Linked DNA regions of Homo sapiens: all the other regions are linked to region 4. Evidence: chromatin contacts called from ENCODE Hi-C or POLR2A ChIA-PET data. All regions are on one chromosome and are shown on one strand. The core of a region is the stretch at or near the end of the contact, and the rest is flanking DNA. Distances in the headings are between cores, read along the strand shown. Region 1 overlaps ERRFI1-DT (ERRFI1 divergent transcript). Region 2 has its middle 39 kb from the start of LINC01714. Region 3 holds the start of TMEM201 (transmembrane protein 201). Region 4 holds the start of ENO1 (enolase 1). Region 5 holds the start of PIK3CD (phosphatidylinositol-4,5-bisphosphate 3-kinase catalytic subunit delta). Region 6 holds the start of ERRFI1-DT (ERRFI1 divergent transcript).

What was found. Hi-C counts contacts between places; a loop is a spot of excess contacts on that map. ChIA-PET counts read pairs that join two places held with the same protein, here RNA polymerase II (POLR2A). Pooled maps may share reads with other maps.
Region 1: a pooled map shows a loop between it and region 4 (10-fold over the local background). The contact joins the enhancer-like site here to the promoter of ENO1 in region 4. A Hi-C loop is called at or near these places in 2 of 37 single-sample maps with no recorded cell type and 3 of 50 pooled maps.
Region 2: a pooled map shows a loop between it and region 4 (29-fold over the local background). The contact joins the enhancer-like site here to the promoter of ENO1 in region 4. A Hi-C loop is called at or near these places in 2 of 37 single-sample maps with no recorded cell type and 6 of 50 pooled maps. POLR2A ChIA-PET finds 5 or more read pairs at or near these places in 2 of 52 experiments (CD4-positive, alpha-beta T cell and activated CD8-positive, alpha-beta memory T cell).
Region 3: a loop to region 4 is called in a pooled map, with 14 times the contacts of the local background. The contact joins the promoter of TMEM201 here to the promoter of ENO1 in region 4. A Hi-C loop is called at or near these places in 1 of 37 single-sample maps with no recorded cell type and 10 of 50 pooled maps.
Region 5: a loop to region 4 is called in a map of CD8-positive, alpha-beta T cell, with 10 times the contacts of the local background. The contact joins the promoter of PIK3CD here to the promoter of ENO1 in region 4. A Hi-C loop is called at or near these places in 1 of 168 maps with a recorded cell type or tissue (CD8-positive, alpha-beta T cell), 2 of 37 single-sample maps with no recorded cell type and 10 of 50 pooled maps. POLR2A ChIA-PET finds 5 or more read pairs at or near these places in 3 of 52 experiments (GM12878, activated B cell and activated CD4-positive, alpha-beta T cell).
Region 6: a map of B cell shows a loop between it and region 4 (12-fold over the local background). The contact joins the promoter of ERRFI1-DT here to the promoter of ENO1 in region 4. A Hi-C loop is called at or near these places in 1 of 168 maps with a recorded cell type or tissue (B cell), 1 of 37 single-sample maps with no recorded cell type and 12 of 50 pooled maps.

What each region holds. Positions count from the first base shown.
Region 1 is chr1:8,096,159-8,100,799 of GRCh38, reverse strand. The region is part of intron 2 of ERRFI1-DT (ERRFI1 divergent transcript); the gene reads right to left. Among named protein-coding and RNA genes, the nearest start is that of ERRFI1-DT, 72 kb to the right of the region's middle. RefSeq lists enhancers at 3,505-3,554, 2,920-4,119. Within about 2 kb of position 3,304, at least 18 of the 41 ENCODE cell types and tissues checked have a DNase peak (open chromatin) inside an H3K27ac peak, as active enhancers do.
Region 2 is chr1:8,167,927-8,172,303 of GRCh38, reverse strand. No RefSeq gene overlaps it. Among named protein-coding and RNA genes, the nearest start is that of LINC01714, 39 kb to the left of the region's middle. Within about 2 kb of position 2,408, at least 26 of the 41 ENCODE cell types and tissues checked have a DNase peak (open chromatin) inside an H3K27ac peak, as active enhancers do.
Region 3 is chr1:9,586,601-9,591,236 of GRCh38, reverse strand. TMEM201 (transmembrane protein 201) reads right to left here and starts at 2,326. Exons shown (of 11, transcript NM_001130924.3): 1 at 2,194-2,326. The coding sequence starts at 2,306. RefSeq lists silencers at 1,881-1,950, 2,111-2,310, 2,321-2,730.
Region 4 is chr1:8,875,443-8,880,285 of GRCh38, reverse strand. It overlaps ENO1 (enolase 1), which reads left to right and starts at 1,600. Exons shown (of 12, transcript NM_001428.5): 1 at 1,600-1,706. It overlaps ENO1-AS1 (ENO1 antisense RNA 1), which reads right to left and starts at 1,451. Exons shown (of 2, transcript NR_038351.1): 1 at 1,326-1,451; 2 at 401-721. RefSeq lists silencers at 877-1,126, 1,847-1,896, 2,107-2,226 and enhancers at 985-1,576, 1,577-2,170, 2,171-2,763.
Region 5 is chr1:9,649,768-9,654,007 of GRCh38, reverse strand. PIK3CD (phosphatidylinositol-4,5-bisphosphate 3-kinase catalytic subunit delta) reads right to left here and starts at 2,277. Exons shown (of 24, transcript NM_005026.5): 1 at 2,206-2,277. It overlaps PIK3CD-AS1 (PIK3CD antisense RNA 1), which reads left to right. Exons shown (of 2, transcript NR_027045.1): 2 at 1-1,398. RefSeq lists enhancers at 35-84, 1,225-1,294 and a silencer at 1,475-2,364.
Region 6 is chr1:8,024,037-8,028,366 of GRCh38, reverse strand. It overlaps ERRFI1-DT (ERRFI1 divergent transcript), which reads right to left and starts at 1,874. Exons shown (of 3, transcript NR_185980.1): 1 at 946-1,874. ERRFI1 (ERBB receptor feedback inhibitor 1) reads left to right here and starts at 2,058. Exons shown (of 4, transcript NM_018948.4): 1 at 2,058-2,209. RefSeq lists silencers at 1,973-2,022, 2,143-2,242.

The DNA of each region.
Region 1 (4,641 bases), core at 2,055-4,554, 780 kb after region 4:
ACTTCACCCCAAGTGCCTTTTGACTTCGCTGGTTTTACTTTGTGTTCTTCCTCTGTGATAAATCTTAGCCATGAGCATGACTAGATCCTGAAGCCCGTGAGTCCTCTCTAGGAGGCGAATCTGGAGGAGGCCTTAGGGACCACCAACACAGATATCAGAAATTTTTTCTCCTTTATTCTGTGAGTTACATCAATTTAGTTTGAAAATTAAACCAATCTTGGGCAGGGTGCTGTGATTCATGCCTGTAATCCCAGCACTTTGGGAGGCCGAGGTGGGCAGATCACTTGAGGCCAGGAGTTCGAGACCAGCCTGACCAACATGGCGAAACCCCATCTCTACTAAAAATACAAAACTTAGCTGCGTGTCGTGGCGGGCACCTGTAATCCAGGCTACTCCAGAGGCTGAGACAGGAGAATCAATTGAACCCAGAAGGTGGAGGTTGCAGTGAGCCCAGATTGCGCCACTGCACTCCAGCCTGGGTGACAGAGTGAGACTCTGCCTCAAAAAAAAACAACAAATGGAAAATTAAATCTATCTTGAATTCCTGGAATACACCCTATATGGTATTAACCTCCATATATATATATATATATCTTTGGATTTGATTTGTTAATATGTTGTTATGGATTTTGCACCTATGATACTGGTCTATAATTTTCTTTATTATAATAATTTTGTCATGGTAATTCTGGCTTCATAAAATGAGTTAGAAAGTATTACTTCTCCCTCTATTTTCTGAAAATTTGCATATGATTGATGTTATTTCTTTCTTAAATATTTGATAAAATTCTCCATTGAAGCCATCTGGGCCTGGTATCTTTTTAGTCAGAAGTTTTTAAATTACAAATTTAATTTCTTTAATAGGCCGGGCGTGGTGGCTCATGCCTGTAATCCCAGCACTTTGGGAAGCCGAGGCGGGGGATCACTTGAGGCCATGAGTTTGAGACCAGCATGGGCAACATGGCAAAACCCCGTCTCTACTAAAAATACAAAAATTAGCCAGGCATGGTAGCAGGCACCTGTAATTCCAGCTACCTGGGAGGCTGAGGCAGGAGAATCGCTTGAACCCAGGAGGCAGAGGTTGCAGTGAGCTGAGATCATGCCACTGCACTCCAGCCTGGGTGACAGAGTGAGAATCTGTCTCAAAATAATAATAGTAACTAATAATAATTTCCTTAATAGATATAAGGCTACTAAGATTTTCTATTTCTTCTCAAATCAGTTTTAGTAATTTTTATCTTTCAAAGAAATTTTCTATTTCCTTTAAATTTTGAAATTTATTGGCATCAATTTATTCAAAATATCCCCTTATAATCTGTTTATGTCTGTAGGATCTATGGTGATGGCCTTTCATTCCTGATTTTGGTAATTTGTGTTTTTCCTCTTTTTTTTTTTCTTGATCAGTCTGGCTAGGGGGTATAACTTTTATTAATCTTTTCAAAGTACTAGCTATTGATTTTACTGATTTTTCTCTATTGTTTTATCATCTTCTCTTTCATTAGTTTTCACTCTTATCTTTATTTATGCTTATATTTGGTTTAATTTGCTCTTCTTTTTTTAGTCTCTTAAGGTAGGAGATTAGATCATTAATTTTAGACCTTTCTTTTTTTCCAATATATGTATTTAATGCTGCTATAAACTTTCCTCTAAGCACCACTTTAGCTGCATGTCACAAATTTAGATAAATTGTGTTTTCATTTTCATTCAGTTCAAATATTTTCTAATTTCCATTGTAATTTCTTCTTTGACTCATGAATTATTTAGAAATGTGTTGCTGGGCCGGGTGCAGTGGCTCATGCCTGTAATCCTAGCACTTTAGGAGGCTGAGGCTGGTGGATCACAAGGTCAGGAGTTCGAGACCAGCCTGGCCAATATGGTGAAACCCTGTCTGTACTAAAAATACCAAAAAAATTAGCCAGGCATGGTGGCACATGCCTGTAATCCCAGCTACTCTGGAGGCCGAGGCAGGAGAATTGCTTCAACCCAGGAGGTGGAGGTTTCAGTGAGCCAAGACCATGCCACTGCACTCCGGCCTGGGTGACAGAGAGAGACTCCATCTCAAAAAAAAAAAAAAAAAAAAGAAAAGAAAAGAACTGTGTTGCTTATTTTCCTAATTTGGGGGGATTTTTCAGAGATTTTTCTGTCCTTTGTTGTTGTTGTTTATTTGCTTAATTGTAGCTAAGTTCCAGATAGCAGGGAATTAGCAATAGTGACTGCAGTCCCTTGGCCAAAAGTTTCTCAGACACTTAAACTATTTACTTAGGTAACACATTTTTTTCATGGCTACTGCAAAGGTACATTTCAGACATATGTTTTGAATTAATTAAATCTCAAGATTAATGTTGAAATTTAATATTTAGTATTTTTACATTATATTAATGATTTTTAAGAACCATTGATTTTAAGTTAAACACTTGGGTTCTTGTGCTTTTTTAAATTTGCAGATTTCAGTTCTCATATTTAGATCATTAACTTTGAAACTAAAAATAAGATCTGAGTGGGTAAGCACAGAGGATTTTTAAGACGGTGAAACTATTCTGTATGATACTATAATGGTAGATAAGTGTTTTTATCCATTTGTCAAAATCCATAGAATGTACAACACCAAGAGTGAACTCTAATGTAAACTGTGGACTTCGGGTGATACTGATGTGCCAATGCGAGTTAATCAATTGCAGCAAATTTATCACTACGGTACAGCACACTGGCAGTGGGGAGTCTGTGCCTGCGTGGGCAGGGAGTATATGGGAACTCTCCATTCAATTTTGCTGTGAACCTAAAACTGCTCTAAAAAACAAAGCCTATTTTAAGAAGCAATAAGATCTCAGGCCTTTCAGAATGCCAGATTAATGTTTAAATGTTAAAAATGAAATACTCATTGCTGCTACTAAAATTACCTTAGTTTCTCTAATCCTCTAAGTTTTCAAGTGTGCCTTTTAAAAAAAACCCTTAAGCTTTAATAAGCTTTACCAGATGACAGTAAAATTACTTAGATTAAGCCTCCATGATTTTAGAAATGAAGCATTTTGAGGACTCAATCCAGTTCCTGGGAGATGAGTCAGCTAGTTAATTAATATGATCTTAAGGAAAAATGACCCGTCTTACTTCTCACTGACTGCATACCCTGCTGAGACTATATTAAGATTAGCATTACGAGTGCTGCACAGCTGCCTCTCCTATGAGTTCAACAGGAGCTTGGTAAATAATATCAGAACTGAGTCATTTATGGTTGAATGACACAGAATGAAAAATAAGTGCCTTTCAGGCAGTTCCTGTTGCCTAATATGGACTGAGAAGTAGACACTTTAACTAAAGAGCCCCACCTGTGCCCCAAATGAACCTTTCCCTATAAGGATGTTGATCTAATTTCCTGATCAAAAAAGGAATCCAAAAACGCTGTCAATGATCTGTCTGGGCCTGAACGAGGGCCTATTTTCTCTTCTCAAAGGCCTCGTGCATGGAAGTCTACCGAATTTCTTCCTTGAATAGTTGAGGGTGTTTTGTTGTAAAGATTTCCAGTTAAAGTGGCTCTTTCATCCTAGGGAGAGATCAGAATATCCAGCAGTCCTGCAGGTGGCTAGAGTTTATTGCATTGGGAAGCAGAAACAAGATAACTAAAAACAGAGAATCTGTATTTAAAACTTAGAAAACAGGACTGGTATTTTTATAAGATTTTTTTTTCATTACAACTATCCATTCTTCTGTGAATTAAAAGCCCAGGACACTGATGGCTCGTGGAATTGATGTCACTAGTCCCTAGGCCTTCTTACCTGATAGTAACAGTAAAATGGATATATAACATCGTTTTTCTTCATGGAGCAGAAAAAACTGAGGTTAAATGAAAGCTTTCAGGCGACTGAATTAAACTTGAAAAGCTATAAGGAAAGGGAGCCCTTTTCTAAGGAAGTGACAACAAATTCATAAACTGAATGACTCATAAACTGCTTTCAAATTGCAAAACTGATTATGAATCACTGAAGAAAAACGTAGTCTCACAAAATCTGGTTGTTTAGGAATCAAAAAAGGTAGCCTCTGCTGTTCATTGGCATATTGTCATTCACCATCCTGAAATAACCTTATGGTGAGTGATACTAAAATAGGTCAGTTTGTTAGAAATATTTGCTTAAAAGCCAGATTTGGCTCTAAATTTCTTTTGAATGAATCATAAGAATCTGGATGATAAAAAGAATTACGCTTAGAGAAATGTGCTAGAAACAGGCATTGGTTAAAGATATGGACGTTTCTTTTAGTAGAAACCTGTGTATTTCTGAATCCTTGAAAGAAGGATTGTGGTTGAATAACAATCTGATAAAGGATGAAGTGACCTTCACCATCCGGCCTGCCGATAAAGAGCGGGGAGATGTTCCAAAGTAATCCCACAAGGAGATTCATGATCTAAAAACCATTACCAATAGGTGGTATCTGTATTTCTCTGTTTAAGACTGGAAACTAACGGGTAACTCAAGAATGCTTCCAAGAAACGGTGGAGAATGTCCACTCAAAGATTTTAATCATTAACTTCAGAGCGACTCTAGGCTAACGCCCAGGTCCAGGAATAAGGGACAGAGGCCAATAGTAACACAGATTTTATATTTTTCAACTGGAAAGCTTGGAGATAGTACAGGTAGATACAAATAATAT
Region 2 (4,377 bases), core at 1,159-3,658, 710 kb after region 4:
ATTTCATTTCCGCCTCAGGCCCTTTGCACAAGCTGTTGCCCCTGCCTAGAAGGCTCTATCTTACATCTTTATGTGGCTGGATTCTTCTGTCATTCGGATCATACTTTGAGCGACGGAGAGATACCTCTGCCTTTCGTCTAAAGTAACTGTACCCTGCAAGATCTAGCTATTTGCCAGTCTGCCTTTCATCTCTAGAATGTAGTGGAGCAGGAACTGAAAGGGTCTTGTTTGCTGCTCCGGCATCCAGAGCAGAGCATGTATTGGGTGCTCAATAAATATCAGCAAATGATGAACAAATGTTGAGAGGAGAGAGGGATAAAGATGTTTGAGAATGGCTCATCGCATGTGATACGCCATGTGATCTGCCTATATTTGTCATCAAAGCCTTTGAGTCAGAGTTGTGCTTCTTTTAGGTGTATCACTGTGCAAAAATCAAGTTTTATCCAAGTTACATTTTATTTAGAATTTTTGTAATCTAGAAAGCTACTGATCTCCATAGATGTTGGAGTGCAAACAGTTTCTCCAAATTCTTATGATCTGCACTTGAGATTAATTAGGATTCTTTTGTTTACCTGCTGGGAAGCCCAAGATTATATGAATTTCTTTTAAAATTTTAAAATTATTTTTTACAGAGACTGGGTCTCCCTATGTGGTCCAGGCTGGTCTCAAACTCCTGGGCTCAAGCGATCCCCCTGCCTCAGCCTCCCAAAGTGCTGGGATTACAGGTGTGTGCCACCGTGCCTGGCCTTATGTAAATTCTAAAAACCTAAATATCCTTCTTTACAGATTCCTAAGCCATTGATCCCCAGCTGTCCCACCTCTCTAGGGTTTCTCCTGCAGCTTTCTTGCCCTCTTCACCTTCCATGTCCAGGAGCCTCAAGTTTGCCACCATTACAGGAGTCTTTAAAAACGTAGATATCGGCCGCAGTGGCTCACACCGGTAATCCCAGCACTTTGGGAAGCCGAGGCGGGTGGATCACCCGAGGTCAAGAGTTTGAGACCAGCCTGGGCCGGGTGTGGTGGTTCACACCTGTAATCCCAGCACTTTGGGAGGCCGTGGTGGATGGATCATGAGGTCAGGAGATCGAGACCATCCTGGCTAACACAGTGAAACTCCGTCTCTACTAAATATACAAAAAAAATTAGCAGGGCATGGTGGCAGTTGCCTGTAGTCCCAGCTACTCGGGAGGCTGAGGCAGGAGAATGGCGTGAACCTGGGAGGCGGAGCTTGCAGTGAGCCAAGATCACACCACTGCACTCCAGCCTGGGCAACAGAGCAAGACTCTGTCTCAAAAAAAAAAAAAGAGTTTGAGACCAGCCTGGCCAACATGGTGAAACCCTGTCTCTACTAAAAATACAAAAATTAGCTGGGCGTGGTGTTGGTCACCTGTAATCCCAGCTACTCGGGAGGCTGAGGCAGGAGAATCACGTGAACCTGGGAGGCAGAGGTTGCAGTGAACCATTGCACTCCAGCCTGGGCTACAGAGCAAGACTCCAACTCAAAAAAACAGCTCAATTCTGGACAGCCCCATGCCCATGCCCACCTGCACGACAGAGCACTCTCAATGGCCAGGCACTATCCTGGGGCCTTCACCTGCCCTTGCCATGTTGTCACAATTCTACAGGTGAGCATGTGGAGGCTGACTTCAGCACAGTGTCTGTCACTGGTAGACTGTGGGGCAGGGATTTGGGATTAAGCTTCTTGAGTCCCAACCGGATGCCCCTTGACCATCACTTTATGCTGCCATTACCGGGGAGGTTCAAGCGAGGACAGTGCTGAGTGTCCGAGAGTGTCCAAGCTCCTGACCCGCTCCTGCAGTGGGAAGCCCTGGTTGGGCCCCAGTGTCTCCTGACAGCTACCCTCTGGGCCTCCTGGCCTGCCTGGATCCCGCTTCTTAGAACAAAGGTGAGACTGGCCACCTGCTTGTTTGTACTCGGGACAAACTGTGTACACGGCCTGGTCCATAAAACCCCCTGAGCTCCCTGCTGTTTACCTGTCCTGTCTCCCCAGGAGGCTAATGGGAGGCGAGCTGGTCTCTGTCCTGGAGCTGCCCCTGCCCTGGCCATGCCCTGGCCGCATTTCTGGATCAATGGCCACTGACCAGAGGCCTGACTGTGCCACTGACCTACACGTTGGTGCCACTTCCCTGAGGGGCTCATATGTGGACGTTTCATGGAAGGGATAGCCCCTCCACTTTTTTGATGAAGTTGAATTTAAACAGGATGAAACTTTGGCCCTTGTCACTTTTTTTTTTTTTTTTAATGTTTTTAATTAAATTGCCTGGGTCACTGACACCCTGGAGAGACTAGGAAATGCAGCGTTGCAGTTTGTTAATGATACACCATCTGTTTGTTCGCACTGTGTGGTCACGTGATCTTTGCTCTGCAGAACATCCTGTCTCACTGGCCTAAACCAGTTTACGGCTGAAATGCTTAGGATGAATGCCAGAAAATCTCTCTCTTTTTCTTTGTCTCTCTCTCTCTTCCCTCTCCTTTTTCCCTCCCTCTCCCTTTCTTTCCCTTACCCATTTTAAGATCGGCTATTAACCCCAAACTTGTTGGCAGAATTTGTATTAACTATTTATGACACTTCATCACCCGGTTCCATTGCAGTATTGTAGCCTGACTTCTGAGCCAGTAAGGTGGCCATAGCTCAGACAAATGGGGGAAATTTCAGGGTCGGGGTGGGGAAAGCCCATGACAGCTGGCCTTTGAGGGCAGCATCACCCAGCCACAGCTCAAGGGGAAGCGTGGACCCCCCAGGGCAGTGGAGGGTGAAACCAGGGAGCCCCTTCTGACCCATCACCAATGGTCTCATTGTGACTCATTTTCTTTACCCCTACAATTCATGATCATTGACTCATCTCACATGATAATTAGATTAAATCCATGAAGAGTGCTGCATCCTAGGTATTTTGTTGTTGCTGTTGTTGCGGCCCAGGCTGGAGTGCAGTGGCGCGATCTTGGCTAGCTGCAAACTTCACCTCCCAGGTTCAAGTGATGCTCCTGCCCTAGCCTCCTGAGTAGCTAGTATTACAGACACCTGCTACCATGTCCAGCTAATTTTTGTATTTTTAGTAGAGGTGGGGTTTTACCATGTTGGCCAGGCTGGTGTCAAACTCTTGACCTCAAGTGATCCCCCTGCCTCGGCCTCCCAAAGTGCTGGGATTACAGGCATGAGCCACCATGCCCGGCCCATCCTAGGTTTTTCTTGTTTTTTATTTTTTTGAGACGGAGTTTTACTCTTATTGGCCGGGCTGGAGTGCAGTGGTGTGATCTTGGCTCACTGCAACCTCTGCCTCCCAGGTTCAAGTGATTCTCCCCACTCAGCCTCCCAAATAGCTGGGATTACAGGCATGTGCCACCACACCCGGCTCATTTTTGTTTTTGTTTTTGTTTGAGATGGAGTCTCACTCTGTTGCCCAGGGTGGAGTACAGTGGGGCCATCTCGGCTCACTGCAACCTCCGCCTCCCAGATTGAAGCAATTCTCCTGCCTCAGCCTCCCAAGTAGCTGGGATTACAGGCGTGCACCACCATATCCAGCTAATTTTTAGTAGAGACGGGGTTTCACCATGTTGGTCAGGCTGGTCTCAAACTCCTGAGCTCTTGATCCGCCCGCCTTGGCCTCCCAAAGTGCTGGGATTACAGGCGTGAGCCACTGTGCCCGGTATAATTTTTGTATTTTTAGTAGAGACAGGGTTTCTCCACGTTGGTCAGGCTGGTCTTGAGCTCCTGACCTCGTGATCTGCCTGCCTCGGCCTCCCAAAATGCTGGGATTACAGGCATGAGCCACTGCGCCCAGCCCATCCTAGGTATTTTTAAGAGCTGTAAGTTTTATTCGTTTTCAAGAAAACTGGGCCTCAAAAGGAAAAATAACAGAGGCCCAGATGCTGACCCTCTGGTGGAAAATGCCATGGCTCGTTGAACCCCTTTCTCACAATGGAAACTGGAATCCATGTGGCAGAAGATGGATGGCTGCGAAAGATGATTTAGACAATGTTCAGGAGTCCAGCAGCTCCAAGGTATTGCAGTGCCCACAGACACTCACGGTGTAGCTTGACTCTGCTACACCTCAGTCATGTCCTCAGTCATTCCTTCATGAATAAGGTGACCAGTCACCACAGGAAGGGCATGTCCTGTGAGTGGCCTTCTGAAGGGACAGGATGTGACTGGAGCCACAGAGGAGGTTGTGGTTGGGGTACAAGGAGATGGCTCAGCCACCAAGCTGGGGATGCTCACACACGCAGGGTCTCAGCATGGCAGGCAGGGGCTGCTGTCAACAGGGTCCCCATCTGCATGCAGCCCCGGTCTCTTCCAATGACTAGAAGCTCCCAGGGCTGTCCTGTTCTTCCCTTCTGTCAGATTTCACTTTCTGG
Region 3 (4,636 bases), core at 1,077-3,576, 710 kb before region 4:
TGGCAGTTTCATGAGGAGACAGTGTGCTGTGCTTACAGCCATCAGCTGCTCCCATCAGTAACAACCATGGAAGCGAGAGGACTCCATGCGTGGGGAAGCCAGGGCGGGCCCTGACTGAGGCTGTGGGAGGACTCAGTCCTTCAGAGAAGCAGCCTCCTTCCCATGCGCCTCAGCCAGTCCTAAAGCACAAGGTGGGGCTGACCTGCCCACTCCCTCTACATCTTCCTCTCTGTCCATCTCTGTGCTGAGCCTGCAAACACCCACCCAGCCAAGTCGCCTTCCAAAAACAGCTCTCCTTACATGCCCTCCCGAGGGTCATTCAAAACCTACACTGCAGCCAGAGTCAATGCTTGGTTCCTCACTGTCACAGCACTCTCCTCCTCGGAGGAAGGCTCAACCTCTTGCTAGGTTGGTCTGGCTTCTGAATCGTGACAGTGGCCAATTTATGACCTCCAGGTGAAACCCAGTGCTCTATGAGGACATCTTAAAGCATCCTGGGAAAGGCTGGCCCTTCTCGGCCCAATCAACAGCAAGGGTCTCAATGCCACACCGTGACCTGCTGGTGTCGTCAGGGGCGTGAAAGGACTTCCAGGCACCCTCCTAGTTCCCCTGGCACCAGCTAGCCCAATATCTCTCCAAGGCCCCAGACTCTTGTTTCCAGGAGATGGAGAGCTGTGGCCAGCAGGGCAGGAAGGGGAGACAGCATCCCTGAGGACAGCTGCAGTGTGTGGCACAGTGAGCCACCCAGTCCAAGTCCAGCCTCAATAAACACAACGGAGGTGCTGTGTGGCTGGCAGACTATCCCCTCCCCCAGGCTCTCATCCTTGAGGCAACACCCCCCATCCTGGGTTAGCTGAGAGGCGGCTTCGTCCAGGAAGAACACCGGGTGCTGGACCAGCTCAGCTGGCAACATGCTCTGGGAATGTGAGCAAATCACCTGAGGTCTCTGGACCTCGGTCCCCTGGGTATAAAACCACCGGCTTGGACAAGCTGGTCCTGCAGATGCTCAACTTCCAGGAATCCAGCAGAAACCGACATGGAGAGACTTGGGTTGTCAGGGACCTCTGGGCTGGGGTCACTCAATCCCCAGCTACCCTCCTCAGTCACATCTGGCCCATCCTCCAGACACAGCTGATGTCCCTCCCATGCCTTCCTCCTCTGGGAAGCCTCTGTGACTCAACCACCTGTACTTCTTTTTCCCCGTTTCCCCCCTGGAGGAGAGAAGCAGCACCGGTATGTGTTAAGGAAGAACAAACAGACCAGCCAGACGATCAGGGTTCAAACCCCAGCTCTGCCACTTGCTGCTGAGTGGGCAAGTCCCTTCTCCCCTTTTTCCTAAGGGTGTGAGCTCATTGCATCCCTTGCCGAAGCTGCAAACCCATCCACTCTTTCTAGGATGTTCTCACAACCCCACTTTCCCCCCTGCCCTCTGGAAAGGTGGATCAAGTGGAGAAACAGTAAGCTACCTGCGAGGCTCTGCTGAAGCAACAGGCCACTAAGCTTTTATGCCTGGCGATGGAGGCCGATGAAAGAGGCCGGATCTGAACCCGGGGGCCCGCATGGCCCGTGAGCCGGGCAGGGAGGAGGGTGGCCCCGGCCCGTCTTGAACTGTTTGGAGGCATCTCAGGCCTTGCCCACCTCTGGGAGGCAGCCCAGCCTCGGGGTCTGCCCTGCAGATTCCATCGGCTCAAACCATGATTCCTCTCATTAACAGCAAGTTACTGAGCCTCCCTGTCCCTCAGCTGCTCTAGCGTAAGCAGGGGCTGTGGCTCTGAAACGCGCGGATGCGAGGCGTGTAGAAAAACGCCCGGGACGTCACATGCCGAGCAGCAACCGCCAGCCGCGATCGCCAGCATCGCCGTGCACCGGGGCCCAGCACGGGGCTGAGGGCAGGGGCGGCCCGTGCGCACCGGCTCCAGCCCCCCGCGGCTCCCGGAGGAAGTTTGTGGCCCCCGCGCGGCGCTCTCGCCCGCGCCCCACGTTCCCGGAGTCCCCGCCGCTCCACTCGACTCCGCAGCCGCTTCCCGACTGCAGTCTCAACCCGGTCTCGGGGGGCGGCGGCGCGCGCCGGGGGTCTCCGCGCGCCCGCGGGCAGCCCGGGTCCCGGCCGAGGGGGGCAGCGGGCCGGGGCGGCGCGGGGGCGGGCCTGGCGGGCGGCGCAGAGGGCCGCGTGGGGCCGAACCATGCACTCACCTCCGCGCGATCCGGTAGAGCAACACGCCGGCCGCGGCGCACGCCGTGACCCCCAGGCCGCCGGCCAGGCCGGCCGTGGGGCAGCGGGCCAGCAGCGCGCTCACTCCCTCCATGGCTCTCCGCGTGGAAGGACGGCAGGCCGGCAGGGGGGTAGGCGGGTAGGCGGGTAGGCGGGTAGGCGGGCAGGCGGGCAGGCGGGCAGGCGGGCAGGAGGCGGTGACGCCGGGGGCGCGGGCCGCAGGCGGGACGCGGGGCGGCGACGCGCGCCTCCTCGCGCCGTGACCTTCGCCGCTTTGTAGCGGGCGCGGGCCCGCCCCCTGACTCGGCGCGCTCCCGTCGCGCAGCCAATCGGGACGAGGGGTGAGCCCGGGTGGGCGGGGCGGCGGCGGAAGCGACAGAGCCGGCCGGGGAGCGCCCCCGCGCGGCCGGAGGTGGAAGGCGGCGCGGGGAGGGCGGGGCACGGAGCCCTGTAGGAAAGCCCCGCCTTCTGCCTCCCGCGCCAGCCGCCAGGCCCGGAGGTCTGGCTGCAGACAGTCCACCGAGCTTCTGCTAAGGGGAGCATCTCCAGAGTACGCAACTGCTTGTAATTAGTCTTTTTCCCCCTCGCTAATCCTGTCTAGTCAAACCCAGCCTATGCGCCCAGTGCTGTTTAGCAGCTCCTTGAGCCGCTCTAATGGTTGAAAAACTAGCTTTTTAGAAACACGATCATCCACGGATAGGGACATGGTTGAATAAATCATAGGACAGCCATAGTTCGGAACATAATGCAACCATTAGAAAGAATGCCAGATCCAGGCAGGGCGCGGTGGCTCACGCCTGTAATCCCAGCACTTTGAGAGGCCGAGGCGGGCGGATCACGAGGTCAGGAGATCGAGACCATCCTGGCTAACACGGTGAAACCCCCTCTCTACTAAAAATACAAAAAATTAGCCGGGCGTGGTGGCGGGCGCCTGTAGTCCCAGCTACTCGGGAGGCTGAGGCAGGAGAATGGCGTGAACCCGGGAGGCGAAGCTTGCAGTGAGCCGAGATCGCGCCACTGCACTCCAGCCTGGGCGACAAAAGCGAGACTCCTTCTCAAAAAAGAAAGGAAAGGCAAGGAAAGAGAGAGAGAGAGAAAGAAGGAAGGAAGGAAGAAAGGAAAGAAGGAAGGAAAGAAGGAAAGAAAGAAAGGAAGAAAAGAAAAGAAAGCCAGATCTGGAGTTATTGGCATAGATGGATGATACATTGTTTTTAAAAAGCAACATGCAGGCAGGGCGCGGTGGCTCACACCTGTAATTCCAGCACTTTGGGAGGCCGAGGCGGGCGGATCACCTGAGGTCAGAAGTTCAAGACCAGCCTGGGCAACATGGTGAAACCCCATCTCTACTGAAAATACAAAAATTAGCCGGGCGTGGTGGTGCACACCTGTAATCCCAGCTACTCGGGAAGCTGAGGCACAAGAATCGCTTGAACCTGGGAGGCGGAGGTTGCAACGAGTCAAGATTGTGCCGCTGCATTCCAGCCTGGTGACAGGAGACTCCTTCTGAAAAAACAAAAACGACAACAAAAAAGCAACATGCAGGCCGGGCACATGGTGGCTCACGCCTGTAATTCCAGCATTTTGGGAGGCCGAGGCAGGCGGATCACAAGGTCAGGAGCTGGAGACCATCCTGACCAACATGGTGAAACCTGGTCTCCACTAAAAATACAAAAATTAGCTGGGTGTGGTGGTGGGCGCCTGTAGTCCCAGCTACATGGGAGGCTAAGGCAGGAGAATTGCTTGAACCCAGGAGGCGGAGGTTGCAGCGAGCTGAGGTTGCGTCACTGCACTCCAGCCTGGCAACAGAGTGAGACTCCATCTCAAAAAAAAAAAAAAAAAGAAAAAGAAAAAGAAAAAGCAACATGCAGATTGATTTTTAAATAATATCCAAAGCTTAAATAAAGCCTTATGTGCTTGTGGGAAGTGGAGAATAGTTAACACTGAACTGCAAACTGATTACCTGGTGGTGGGAGGAGATTCAAGGGGAAGAGTCACTGTGTTTCATTATTGATTTCAGCTAAATTACTAGTTTTAAAAAAGTAAACAGAAAATATTTGTATCTAATTACACACTATGTTCCAGTGTTCTGATCACTTTTTTTTTTTTGAGGTTAACATTGTAAACTCTTTGTGGGTAGTGATGGATTGAGGGCAAATGTTTTTTTGCTCCTGCAGCCAGTTCCTCTGTCCACACCGGAATCATGCACATTCACTGGGGGGAAGGGGGACTGGAAAGTGAAGCAGACAGGAAACCTGGAGGTTCACTTGGGTCTGGACCTCCTCTTTCTTGTGAGTATCCCAGCAAAAGCCTTTCCATGCAGTCTTGATGCTTTCACCAGCCATGAGCAAACAAAATAATCATTTAAGGTGTATCTTCCCTCAAAACAGCAGGCAGGCATTGTGTTTAAGTGCCATTTGCTTCCCA
Region 4 (4,843 bases), core at 351-2,850:
GCCACGCCTTAGAATTGCTCTGAGAGTACCAAGTGCCTGATTTCTTAGAGTCCTTACCAGTAGGAGATGTTGGCTGTTGATTTAGCTGCTGAGTCATGGGGCTGGGGATAGTGGTTTTCAGTAGCCAAAAACGTTAGTGTGTTGCTGGTGAAATCACAAACTCTGCTTGCAAAATTTTACTCTTTTTTTTTTTCTTTTTGCTGAATTTAATCCTAAAGTTCTTGCTTCTTACTCACTGGAAAGCAAATACTATGGTCTCAATAGGCCTTAATTTTTAACCAACGCCATGGAAACCTGTCTGTAGCTAAGAGGATAAAAATGCTAGGGGTTAAGGAAGAAAAGCAGGTTTTGCAGCTGACCAGAAGAAATAATTAAATTCAAGTACATATTTGAACACCTCTTTACAAGGAAATGAGGAAAATCAGATGTTTTAGTTCTCTTACAGACCAGCAGTAATGTTGAAAAATATAAAAGTAGCCGTAACAGAAAACGAAGTGATCATCTCAGCCCTCCCTTGGAGTGGGGGGATATATTGCGGAGCTGAGTTTTAATGGCTATCAGTTCTTGATCAGAAAAGTGAAATCACTCCAACTCCTTCCGTATTCCACGGAATATGACCCGTCTTGAACTTTGAGAAATTCCCCGGGTCTGTGTGAAATTCCAGTTCCAAATAATTCACATGAATGGTTCACAAGAATCCAGGTAGGTTTGATCTAGTTCCCTAGATGGGAATGAGAGGGATGTAAAATTTGAGAGGCAACATGACATGGACTAGAGAGAGAATGAATTAACACTGGGGAAGCACGTGGGGGCGCGCCGGACACCTAGAAGGCACTCAAAAAGTATGAGGTAGAATTAAAGGAAAGTGAACCTTCCTTTGGCTGTCTCGGCCTGATTCTCACCGCAGCAAGGAGAAAGGGACAGGGTCACCTTGGCGGGTGCCAGGCGGAGCCCGGCCAGACGGGCGCGGCTGGAGGGCAGCGCGCAGGCGCAGGCGGCGCACGTGGCCCCGGACACGCAGCGCTGCGGCGGGGCCAGCGCCCCAACCCCGGAGTGGGGCCGAGGCGCGCAGCCTCTCAACGACTCGACGCCAACGGGGTCTCTCGGATCGCGGCGCGAGGCAGGAGGGGCGGGGCAGGAGGGCCGCGGCAGGCCCGGGCCGCCAAAGTTGTCAGCAAGGTCGAGGGCCGGACGTGGGGCCCCAGAGCGACGCTGAGTGCGTGCGGGACTCGGAGTACGTGACGGAGCCCCGAGCTCTCATGCCCGCCACGCCGCCCCGGGCCATCCCCCGGAGCCCCGGCTCCGCACACCCCAGTTCGGCTCACCGGTCCTATCTGGGGCCAGAGTTTCGCCCGCACCACTACAGGGCCGCTGGGGAGTCGGGGCCCCCCAGATCTGCCCGCCTCAAGTCCGCGGGACGTCACCCCCCTTTCCACGCTACTGCAGCCGTCGCAGTCCCACCCCTTTCCGGGAGGTGAGGGAATGAGTGACGGCTCTCCCGACGAATGGCGAGGCGGAGCTGAGGGGGCGTGCCCCGGAGGCGGGAAGTGGGTGGGGCTCGCCTTAGCTAGGCAGGAAGTCGGCGCGGGCGGCGCGGACAGTATCTGTGGGTACCCGGAGCACGGAGATCTCGCCGGCTTTACGTTCACCTCGGTGTCTGCAGCACCCTCCGCTTCCTCTCCTAGGCGACGAGACCCAGTGGCTAGGTAATGATTGGGGAAGGGCTGAGCAACGGGCAGGCGGCGCAGGGCTTTTCTGGGCTTGTGGGGCTCTTTTCCCTCCGAGGGAGGCGGCGCGCCCGCAGGCCCAGCGTGGCGGGGTCGGGGGCACGTGCAAGCCGCCTCCCTGGGTGGGAACTGGCGCCCCCGCTCACCCCGAGGCCCGGGGCGGGGGCGCAATGCCAGGCGCACGTGCTGGGCCCCCGATTTCTTTGGAGGGGAAAGTGCAGATCAACACGTGATTACCGACTGCGGGGCCGAGTCACTGTCAGGGAAGGTCGGGAGCTGCACACGCGAGCTGCTTAGCACAGCGGGAGTTGGGAGTGGAAGTTGCTTTTCCATCGTAGCCAAGTGTAAGGTTTTTGGGATAGACGCAGACTTAGCGGCGGTGGCCACTCAGGCCAGGCCCTTCCTAAAATGGAGGAGGGCGGCGATAGTGGAGATGGCCACGAGGCTGCGGCCCCCTCCCCCACCGGTAGCCCCCGCCTCTCGCCCGCGCTCGCGGCCCGCGCTTCTGCCTAGTAAGCGGTGACTCATTTAACTCCGAGAAGGCACCTCTTGAGGAACCTACAGCAGAGCCGTTAGATCATTGGCAAGTCCTCCAGGCGACCTCGCCCAAGTTGGGCAAGAGCGGCTCCCCGGCTGGCCACCAAAAATCGGGCCTGATCTGATTTGGTTTTTTTTTTTTTTTGAGTTTTGCTATTGTTGCCCAGGCTGGAGTGCAATTGCGCGATCTCGGATCTCGGTTCACCGCAACCTCGGCCTCCTGGGTTCAAGCGATTCTCCTACCTCAGCCTCCCGAGTAGCTGGGATTACAGGCATGCGCCACCACGCCCGGCTAATTTTGTTTTTTTTTTGTTGTTGTTGTTGTTTTAGTAGAGGCGGTGTTTCACCATGTTGGCCAGGCTGGTCTTGAGCTCCCGACCTCAGGTGATCCGCCCGCCTCGGCCTCCCAAAGTGCTGGGATTACAGGCGTGAGCCACCGCGCTAGGCCAAGAAGGATGTATTTTAAGAAAGCTTCCTGTTCAATGTTCCCCTGCTCTGTGCGCTTCTCTGGGCGGTAGGGTCCATTGCTTCACTTGCCTTTCAGGCCCACCCGGGCCCTGACTGCTCCATTCATTTACCGTGTCCCTAATTCGGGGTTCCATCCAGGCAGCTAAAAAAGCTGTGAATGGTCCGGGCGCGGTGGCTCACGCCTGTAATCCGAGCACTTTGGGATGCCGAGGTGGGCCTCCTCAGGATCACCTGAGGTCGGGAGTTAGAGACCAGCCTGACCAACGTGGTGAAACCCCGTCTCTACTGAAAATACAAAAATCGACCAGGCGCGGTGGCTCACGCCTGTAATCCTAGCACTTTGGGAGGCCGAGGTGGGTGGCTCACGAGGTCAGGAGATCGAGACCATCCTACTCTACTAAACCCCATCTCTACTAAAAATACAAAAAATTAGCCGGGTGTGGTGGTGGGCGCCTGTAGTCCCAGCTACTCTGGAGGCGGAGCCTGCAGTGAGTCGAGATCGTGTCACTGCACTCTAGCCTGGGCGAAAGAGCGCGACTCCGTCTCAAAAAAAAAAAAAAATCACCTGGGCGTAATGGCAGGCGCCTGTAATCCCACCTACTCGGGAGGCTGAGACAGGAGGCTGAGGTTGCAGTGAGCCAAAATGGCGCCATTGCACTCCAGTCTGGGCGACAACAGCGAAACTCCGTCTCAAAAAATAAAAAAAAAATCACACTTTATTTTCACATCCTAAGACGTTTGTCTTTTTTTTTTTTTCTGAGACGGAGTCTCTCTGTCGCCCAGGCTGGAGTGTAGTGGCGCGATCTCGACTCACTGCAAGCTCCACCTCCCGGGTTCACACCATTCTTCTGCCTCAGCCTCCTCTCCTGACCTCGTGATCCACCCTCCTCGGCCTCCCAAAGTGCTGGGATTACAGGCGTGAGCCACCGCGCCCGGCCAAGACTTTCTTTCGTCTTAAGTCACTAAAATGAAAACAAAAGTACTGAGGCACCCTAATAAAATTGCCTTTAAAAGTATGACTGAAATACTCAAAGTATACCACAGTGGTGGCCTGGAGATGGGGCAGGGGGATATTGACTGGAAATGGCCTGAGATAACTTTTTGCAGTGATGGAAATGTTACTCGGGTATATAATTTGCCAAAACGCAAAATTAAATCTAAAAATATGTTTAAACAAATTTGCCTTTTTGGAACCTAGTAAAAAGTAAGTACCTTTTTTTGGCTAATGAATAAAACTCCATTGTTACATAGACAACAAAGCCACAGAAGTGACTTCAGTAAATAATTTTGAAAGTTAAAAACCTGCCACTTGCCACCTCAGGACATTCCAGAGAAGATGTTGGAGGGGAGCCCAGGTAGATAATGGCTTTAAACACTAAGTTCCTCTCACCCACCTCAGTTCTATAAGTTGTTCAGTTAGTTTCTTTGGAGAGCGCCAAGGAAAAAAGTAAGAATGGGTTTTTCTTTGAGGAATTGGTATTTGTTGTTCATTGCTGGAAATTCTTGTATTTTTTTTTTTAAGGTGGTGTTAAAGGAAGCCCCTTCCCTTGAAGTATCCTGGTGTTCAAAGAATCTTTCCTCTATTTACAAATTATAAAACCCCGTTGGGAAGAAATAATTAGATGTCATTATTGGCTGGTCCTGGTGGCTTACCCCTATAATCATCCTAGCATGCTTTGGGAGGCCAAGGCAGGGGAGGATCGCTTGAGCCCAGGAGTTTGAGAGCAGCCTGGGCAGCATAGTGAGACCGCCATCTCTTAAAAAAGTAACTAAAATAAAATAAAGATGTTATCATTAATGACATAACAACACTGAAGACCCAAGTACTGTGAAATTGGAAAGTCCCAGGAAGTGGCAGTAGCCAAGATCACACGGTCCAAGGACTTCATTGTTCCTGACTTCCAAACTCAGAATTTCTGATCAAATACCTACTAAGTGAATATTAATCTGAAGAATTATGTCCAAACTTCATTCACTATTTTGTTTTAATTCTGCTACAAGCAAGGTTTTCCCCTGGTCCCGCCACCCTCTTTTTGGCCCTAGGTGGTTTTGCTTGTGACCTTCATGTCTGTTCTTGGTTCCTTTCCATTCCCATGCCAGCCCTCATTGTT
Region 5 (4,240 bases), core at 1,028-3,527, 770 kb before region 4:
CCTTGAACTCCTGGCTTCAAGTGATCCTCCCGTCTGGGCCTCCCAAAGCACTGGGATGACAGGTATGAGCTACCGCTCTCAGCCACAACTGGGTTTTAAGAGCACTCCTCCAGCCCACTCCAGTGTCTTCCATCATTCTGTGAAAGCACCAAAAGAGGACCAAGCCCAGGAAGCCGCCAGCAGGCCTCTCACCAGCCAAGATGGCTGGAATCCTAATATCAAGAAATGAAACTCCAGCAGGCCATGGAAATGCTAAGGGGTTGGCATTTCTGCTCTAGAGAGAGCCAAAGAGAAAGCTCTATTTATATCTCCTTGCGTTTGGTCGCAGCCTCATCAACCAAAAGAACCTTCCGCCCCACTCAACACATCAATCAAATTGGGGAGGGGGTGTGAACAGCAGCAGCGGGTGTTACAGAGGAGTCTCAAGGGTATCTTAGAGGGTGCCTCTCTGAACAGTCGTCCCCTCCAAATCCCCCCCAAGAGAATTACTAGGACATTCTCCTTCCCCCGCAAGCAACGGCACCCCCAGATGATTAAACGCGCTGGCGTCGGAAAGAGCTGGGATCCTGGAGAAACTACTTGTAAACTGTGTGGGTTGGTGAGTTATTTAACTTTTCTGAGCCTTCGTTTCCTTAACTGTAAAATGAAGACAACACCACTCAGCTCCTACAGTTGTCCAGCTGAAATCACCTAGGTAAGAACGACCAGTTCTTTGGGGAGTAATGTCCCGATGGTACCATTCAATTGTCAAGAACACCAAGGCACCGTCAGGCACCCGGGCGGTATCCCACTCTCCTGGAAGAGAGCAGGGGGTTAGCCCTTGGTTTCAAAGTCCCTAGGGAGCAGTAAACCTTCCCCTCCGAGAGCCCTGAGAGAGGAATAATTGCCCCTTCCCACTCCAACCCACGGCACACCCGCCCACATCCACGTGCGGCTGTGCCCAGCATCTCAGAGGTAGGACTTCTCAGGAATCGGCGGGAAGAAGCCCCCTTGATGGAGTCTGGTGGGGTTCAAGATCTGCAGGTCCCACCTTCCAGGGAACACCTGCACAAGTGAGACCTGCCCGATCAGCCCCGCGCTCCATCCGCAAACTGGGCAGATCCCAAGGGTGCCACGCGAGGACCCTGCACCTTGGCCGCTCCAGGGCGCCCCCCACCCGCGACCCCGGAAATCTCGCCCCTACCTGCTTCACCCTCGCCCCACCCACAGCGCACTTTTCGGGACCTCCCAGCGGCCCTTCCCCGGTTCTCTGGACCCCCGTCTCCCCGCCCTGCAACGCCCCCATCCTGGTGCCCACGAAAGGTCGTCCCAGTTCCCCTCTTCTCTACCTCAAAGGAGGAGGTGCAAATGAGGAAGCCTAAATAAAAACAGGAAACTCGATTTTTTTAAAAAGCCTCATTCAGGCTGAATTACGGGTAAGAGTATTTTTTTAAAAAGTCCGGAAATGCAAAGCTGGGGGCGGTTTTGCCGGCGTAACCCCGGCTCGGCCGCAGATCCGGAGCTGATCTCGCCTGCGCCGCTGCAGCAAACGCGGCGAGCAACGCGGGAGGCCCGGGACTGGGAGGCGGGGCGCGGGTCCACGAGCCGGGAGGAAGCCCCGAAAACTTCCACCCCGGCCCCTCTGCAGCCCCGCTCCCCACTTGCCCAGGCTGGGAAGGGCGCACAGGACCCGGGCGCCGGCGAACTGTGCGCAGCCCTCTCTCCGCGCCAGGGCACTCGGGCGACATCACCAGCGCGCTCTCTGTGGACCCCGCTGCCGTACAGAGGAGGCCCCTGGTCCTCTAGTCAGCGCTCGGAGCGGGCGCACGCGCTGAGCGCTTCCAGTATCCTCGCGCCTCAGCCGGCGCACCGGAGGCCGCACCGCCGCTGTGAGCGCAGCTGAAACCCCGCTGCCGGGCCAGGCGGGCAAGGCGCGCAGTGCAGGCGCCGGGGAGCTGCGCACGCCCCTCTCGGCGGGCCCACGGGGGACGGCCCCGGGCCTCTAGGGCAGCCCCCGCCCAGGTCCCAGCAGCCCGGCCCCCGGGGCTCCCAGGACCCGGCTCGCTAGACTCGGGGAGGCGCCCAGGGCCAGGGCGCACGGGCTGTGTGTGCCGGAGAGACGCCCGCCAGCCAGCCCCGCGCCCCCGAGCGCAGCCGCAGCTCCCAAAGCCCCTGGCCGCGGTCCTCTTCCCACCTCCCCTGACGCAGCCAGCGGCGATCGCTTACCGTCCCGGCGCAGCTGGCAGGGCTGGGCGGCTCTGCTCGCGGCCGCTCGGAGCGACTGCGCTGGGCGCGAGTGAGCCTCGAGGGAGGGAGGCGGGGCGCGCCGGGGCGCCCCGCCTGCCGCCAACCCGCACACTCCACTTCCCACTTTGTTTCCTTTTCACTTGCAACAGGAAAAACAACAGGTCCTCCAGGGCCTCGCCTTCCCCCGCCGCCCACACTCCCCAGTTCGCCTACCGCTAGAGGGGCATCATCCCAGGTGCCTCTGGAAGCTGCACCTTGCTTGCCCTTCTACAAAACAAGTTTTCTTTTTATGCAAAGGAAAACAACGAAATAAAGGTCCTAGGCGCCTTTAAGCGCTCCGCCTTCACGCAGGAAAGAATTTCAGCAGGAGCGGGAGAAAGGCTGAGAGCAGGAGAAGAAGAGGGGGTAACCTGCAGCTCTAGGCACCCAGGGACCCCAAGCGCCATTGCGAGGTGACCAGTGTTGGGGCTCAGGACACACACCCAAAATGTGACTATGGGAGACCAGCGTGTGCCACCCCAAAATATACTTCTTCGCCATATTTTGAAGGGATTATTCTTAGAAACTGCAGGCACAGGAGTAGATCTGAAAAGCTGTCCTTTTGTAAAATGATTTCTATCTATAAAGAAAATCTCCAGGCCTGGCACTGTGGCTCACTCCTGCAATCCCAGCAATTTGGGAGGCCGAGGCGGGAGGATCACTTGAGCCCAGGAATTCAAGCCAGCCTGGGCAACATAGGGAAACCCCCGTCTCTACAAAAAAATTAAAAATTAGCCAGTCGTGGTGGTGCACACCTTGTAGTCCCAGCTACTCGGGAGGCTGAGGTGGGAGGATGGCTTGAGCCAGGGAAATGGAGGCTGCAGTGATCCATGATGGCACCACTGCACTCCAGCCTGGGAAACAAAGTGAGACCCTGTCTCAAAAACAGAAAAGAAAAGGAAAATCTCCATTGGTAAAGTATTAGTATCAGGCGGAGGGCTGCTCAGAGCTAACTTTTCTTACCTGAGAAATTTTATCCGCATAAGAAGACAAGCTTCATTCACCTTACCCTCTCTCCCCTCACTCTCCCTTAACTTGTGTACCACCTCCCCAGGATCCCAAGCCTCTATTCCTTTTTTTCTTTTCTTTTCTTTCTTTTTCTTTTTTCTTTTCTTTTTTTTGAGACAGTCTTGCTCTGTTGTCCAGGCTGGAATGCAGTGGTGCCATCTCGGCTCACTGCAATCTCTGCATCCTGGGTTCAAGCAATTCTCCTACCTCAGCCTCCCAAGTAGCTGGGATTACAGGCACACGCCACGACACCCAGCTGATTTTCATGTTTTTTTGTTTGTTTTTTGTTGTTTTGTTTCTTTGTTTTGTTTATTTTGAGGAATCTTGTTCTGTTGCCCAGGCTGGAGTGCAGTGGCGTGATCTTGGCTCACCACAGCCTCAGCCTCCTGGGTTCAAGCAATTCTCCTGCCTCAGCCTCCTGAGTAGCTGGGACTATAGGTGCACACCACCGTGCCTGGCTAATTTTTGTATTTTTAGTAGAGGTGGGGTTTCGCCATGTTCACCAGGCTGGTCTTGAACTCCTGACCTCATGATCCACCCGCCTCAGGCTCCCAAAGTGCTGGGATTACAGGCGTGAACCACCACACCTGACCCAAGCCCTATTCCTTTCTGAAGGAATGTTTCCTGTCCCTTGTAGGATGTTATATGAGCTTTATTCATCTGAGCCTTCATCCAGTCTTGTATTTTGTGGGATTCCCATGCATAGGTCTTAGTTACACATGGTTTTTCTCTTGTTAATCTGCCTTATGTAAATTTAATGTGGAGCCCAGCCAAGGAATTTAGAGGGTAGAGGGAGGCCACTCTCTCCTCCCCTACAGCAGGCATGACTGAGAGGCTCGGGGAGACAGCCCAGGGCCTAAGTCCCTCCTTGCTCAGCCCTGGGTTGACAGCAGCGACCTCCAGGCTTTGGTGGACCAAGAGTATGGGGGTGGTGGGTGAGCCCACCCCTGAGATTACAACAGTGGCT
Region 6 (4,330 bases), core at 625-3,124, 850 kb after region 4:
TCAGTAAATCCTGTCCCGTGAGGTTTGAAAAGATGTACCCTGGCAAGTTCTCACACTCATCTTTTTTTTACACTGATAACAGCATATGGGTAAGCCACAAACATAAATGACGCCAAAATGGGAGGAAAATCGGGACAGATTTTCTTTGGATCAAAAAACCTAGTTAGTTGGTAAGGAACTCTGCAATTAGTTGTGACTCATTTCCATCATCCTAAAATAATACTAAATGAATGGCTGTAAGAAGATAGGTTAACTGAATTGTTGACAAATGGCATAGGCATGAAAATGACCCAACAGCCCCTTGTAAGCCAGAAGAGCCATCAGAAAGGAAGCCAGATTTCTCTCTGCAAAACGTTCGTTTGTTTTGCAAGTGAGAGAGGGCAAAGATACTTCAGATTCTTTTTCTTTTTTTTTTCCTTTTCGTGCTTAAGGCCTTGAATTCAAAATTAGGCCTTTGAATTAAATTAAAAAGAATGTAAGTAAATAATAGTGGGGGAAAGGCAAATCATTTCATGGGGTGTAGAGTTAATAGTTAACCTGATAATAAGGCCAGAATCTCATTCCATATGTTAAACTACCCCAATTAGCTAGTGATCAGTGTCTAACTATCAGGCATTATTGCTGAAGTGCAAGCAGGGGCTCCAGGAGGCTAGAGGTCAGCGACAGGTCTCTGGGCTCTCCCAACAGAGGACCAGCCAGGGAATTTGTTCTAGTTAAAACTAGAGGGTTTCCGTCTGTTTGCTTTTTTTCTGACTTTAGTCACTCTTGGTTTGTTATCATTTGTATTATTTATTTTACGGTTAAACTATAAGCCTAAGTTGCATCACTGGCGCCCCGAGAAACCTCCTCCCACAGGCCCGCTGGGGCTTTGTCCTTGGGCATCCGTGGCCTCTCCAAAGCCAAAAGACGTCGGGGCCAGCTCAGGTCGCCTGAGTAAACACAAACCTGGGAAGCCGAGGGCCCCCTAAGTCAGTAGTGAGGGAGCTCCTCCTGGAAACCCACAGCGACCCTGAAGGGCTCAACCTCGAGCAGGACCTTTCCTCCATATTCCAACGCAGTCAGAGGAGCCCTGGGTTCCCCCCGCGTAGCCTCACCGCCCCACGCCGGCCCACTCTGTCCCCTCATCCTCCCTTGCTGTCCTACTCTGTCCCTCGCCATCCCTCACAGTCCCACACTGTCCCTCACCGCCCCTCACAGTACCTCACCGTCCACTGTCCCACACTGTCCCTTGACATCCTTCATTGTCCCTCACCGCCCCTCACAGTGCCTCACTGTCCACTGTCCCATACTGTCCCACACTGTCCCTTGCCATCCTTCACTGTCCGAGTCCCTCACAGTCCCAAAGTCCCTCACTGTCCCACAGTCCCTCACCGTCCCACACTGTCCCTCACTGTCCTACACAGTCCCTCACTGTCCCTCATCGTCCCGCACTGTCCCTCACCGTCCCACACCGTCTCTCATCGTCCCGCACTGTCCCACACAGTCGCTCACCGGTCCACACGGTCCCTCATCATCCCACACTATCCTTCACTGCCCCACACAGTCCCTAAGTGTCCCTCACTGTCCCTCCCACGCCGCAAGCCCAGTCGAGAGCGGCTCCCCTCTCCCCCTCCAGGGCTTCTTCGGCCCACACGGCCAGCGGCGGCCCGCGGAGAGGAAAAAACACACAATCTTGCCCGGAGCCTGAATTTATGGGAAATCCCGCGCGAAGCGCGATGTGCCCTCAGTTCGGGCAGGAACAGCGGCCGAGGCCCGGGTCGCCGCGGGCTTCTGAGGAAAGCTCGGCGTTGAGAGGCTCCCAGGGCTGCCGCACGGCTCAGGCAGAGGAGCGGAGCTGCGGCCGCGGTCAGCCCGGAGACGCCTCTCCGGGAGACAAAGCCGGCTCCCTGCAGCGCCGCGATACGCCACGGTGGGCCCGGCGCAACGCCTCGGCCACGGCATCGCCCCTTTAAGCGGCGCGCGCCCTGATTGGCTGCGGGAGGAGGCGGGGCGGGACGCGGCGACCTCACGGCCCGGCGGCCTATGCTATATATAGAGGCGGCGGCGGCAGCCGCGGCGACGGCGGTCCGGTGCGAGGCAGAGTGCTAGCGGGAGCGCGAGCCAGCAAGAGGCGCCTGCGCGATGTCCGGGCCCCTGAGCCCGCGGCGCTGAGCCAGCCGGGACGGACATGCGCGGGAGGGCGCCGCGGGGCAGCCGCCGCTCCTCCGGGGTAAGGGGCCTGGCGCGCTGAGGGGGTGGGGAGGGCCACGCAGCGCTCCGTTCCCTCAGGGGGCCCCGCGCCGGGCGCCGGGATCCAGGCGGCTCCCCGACGCGAGGGCGGGGGCGTGGAGGGCGCGGGGAGGGTCGCCGCGACGCGGAGTCTCTGGGATGGAGGGAGAGGCCGGCCGGTCGCTCGCGGGCTTCTCCCCATTGAGGTGTGGAGAGCGGGACCCTCCCCGGCGGCGCAGCCCGGGCCTGGGGACGCCGCGAAGTGCCGGCGCCCGCCGCCTTCTCCACGCCGGCTGTGGTCGTCGCGCGGCCCCTCGGCTGGCCGGGGCCATGCACCCGAGCGCCCGGGATACGTCCCCGCAGCACCGGGACCGCAGGAGCGGACGGGGGTTCGGGAGCGGCGAGCATGAAGGTCCTCGTCCCGCAGCCTGCGCTCGCGGGGTTGCCCGGCGGGGATGAGCGTCTTCGGGCCTGGGGGCTTGTTTGATTTTTTTTTTATTTGTAAAAAGGGGGTTGCGTTGTCTTGTTCACACCGTGTACCCGTAAATCCTGTCTTGAAAGCTGGGGTGGGAGGCTCGGCGATTGCTTGCGGTGGTTGGTACCGGTTCTCTGGCGGTCAGCCCCGCTCCCTCTGCCTAATCTCACAGCGACGATGGTAATGCCGAAATCAGTATTTAAAAATTCGTCTAAGCTGTTCTGAACTCTTCCTTCTCTCCTAGAAACGTGATTCTTTGCTCTGAGTGTCTTAAGTACGGCTTTGAATGGAATCGGACTGCAAAATTATGTGTTCAAGACGTGAATGCTTATTGGGAATTTTGTGTGTGTATTTATATGTATATCATAGCCCTGTACAAATTAGATGACTCTTTAACCGTGAATGGTGCTGTATTAGTGCTTGCTAAGTCTTTATTAGGATTTCATCATTGCTTGAAAGAAACCAGTCTCTTACCTGATAAAAATATGAATAGATGGTTAGTCATAAACTTAAGTCAGAATGGAGACTGTAGCTTTAAAAGAGATGTGTCGGTGACTTGAGGTACACCTGCAACACAGGTAGGGCAAGACTGGTTTCTAGGCAACTGTCAGGGGTGAAGAAAGGTGAGGTTAAAATGCCCTTTTTTTCCCTTCCAGAACAAATGTTCAACCTTTTATAAATGTGTAAGAATGCAGTGGGTACACACATTTGTTGAGACTGAACATCCCAAGTTCACCGTACCTATTTTTTTAACTGCATTTCTTTTCTTATATTTCTGTAATTACAATATACAGTTTTAAGTGAAATTTTATTTGAACAGAGACCAAAGACAGGCTAGGTATCAGCAAATGATCAAATTTTGCAAAGACCAAAATAAAAGAAGCTGGTTTCTTGCTAACATGCTGGCTATAATTGGTTACCAATATGTTATCAAGCAAGTTCTTTTCCAGATATTAGCAAGTTTGAAGAAAAATAACAAAGGATTTAGCATGGACTTCAGAAACTATTTGTCATTCCCTTTGCTTCAAGCAGAAGTTTATTTTCACCTGTGTGTTCCAGGGGACACTCGATAATAAGTGATAGAGGTCTTAGACTAACGATTTATAACCTGACAGATATATTAGATTGTAAACTCCTTAAGGGTAGGCACTCTGCCTTGTATAGCTTCTATCTTATGCAGCCTTGCACATAGTTGATGTTGATAAATAATTGCATGAAAGCATGTTTTACCTTTTAAGGCTCAGCAGGATTGGAGCAGTCATTGATAAGGGTTGGAAAGCAAATCTGTTTAATTTTTTTATGGCTGTTATGAAATGCCTGAATTATTGATATTTTTGACGGGTAAAACTGTTGTTTCAATCATCGGTTTTCCTACTTGCAGTTCACAATATATACTGGTCACTCTTTATAAGATTTAATTATGCTTGAGTTTTTGTGTGAAAATACCTCTTGACTGCTGCTTCTCAAAAGTTGAGCTAGATAATACTTCCTTTCTGCTGAAACTAATGGTGGCTTTTCAAAGCAATTTGCGTAAATTACAGGCACAATCTAACATGCTTGAAACTGACCTGATTGTCTGCATACCATCAGATTGCTTTAGAAAGGAGCAGAGGAAGGAAAGGAGGTGTCAGGGGTAACTCCAGGAAT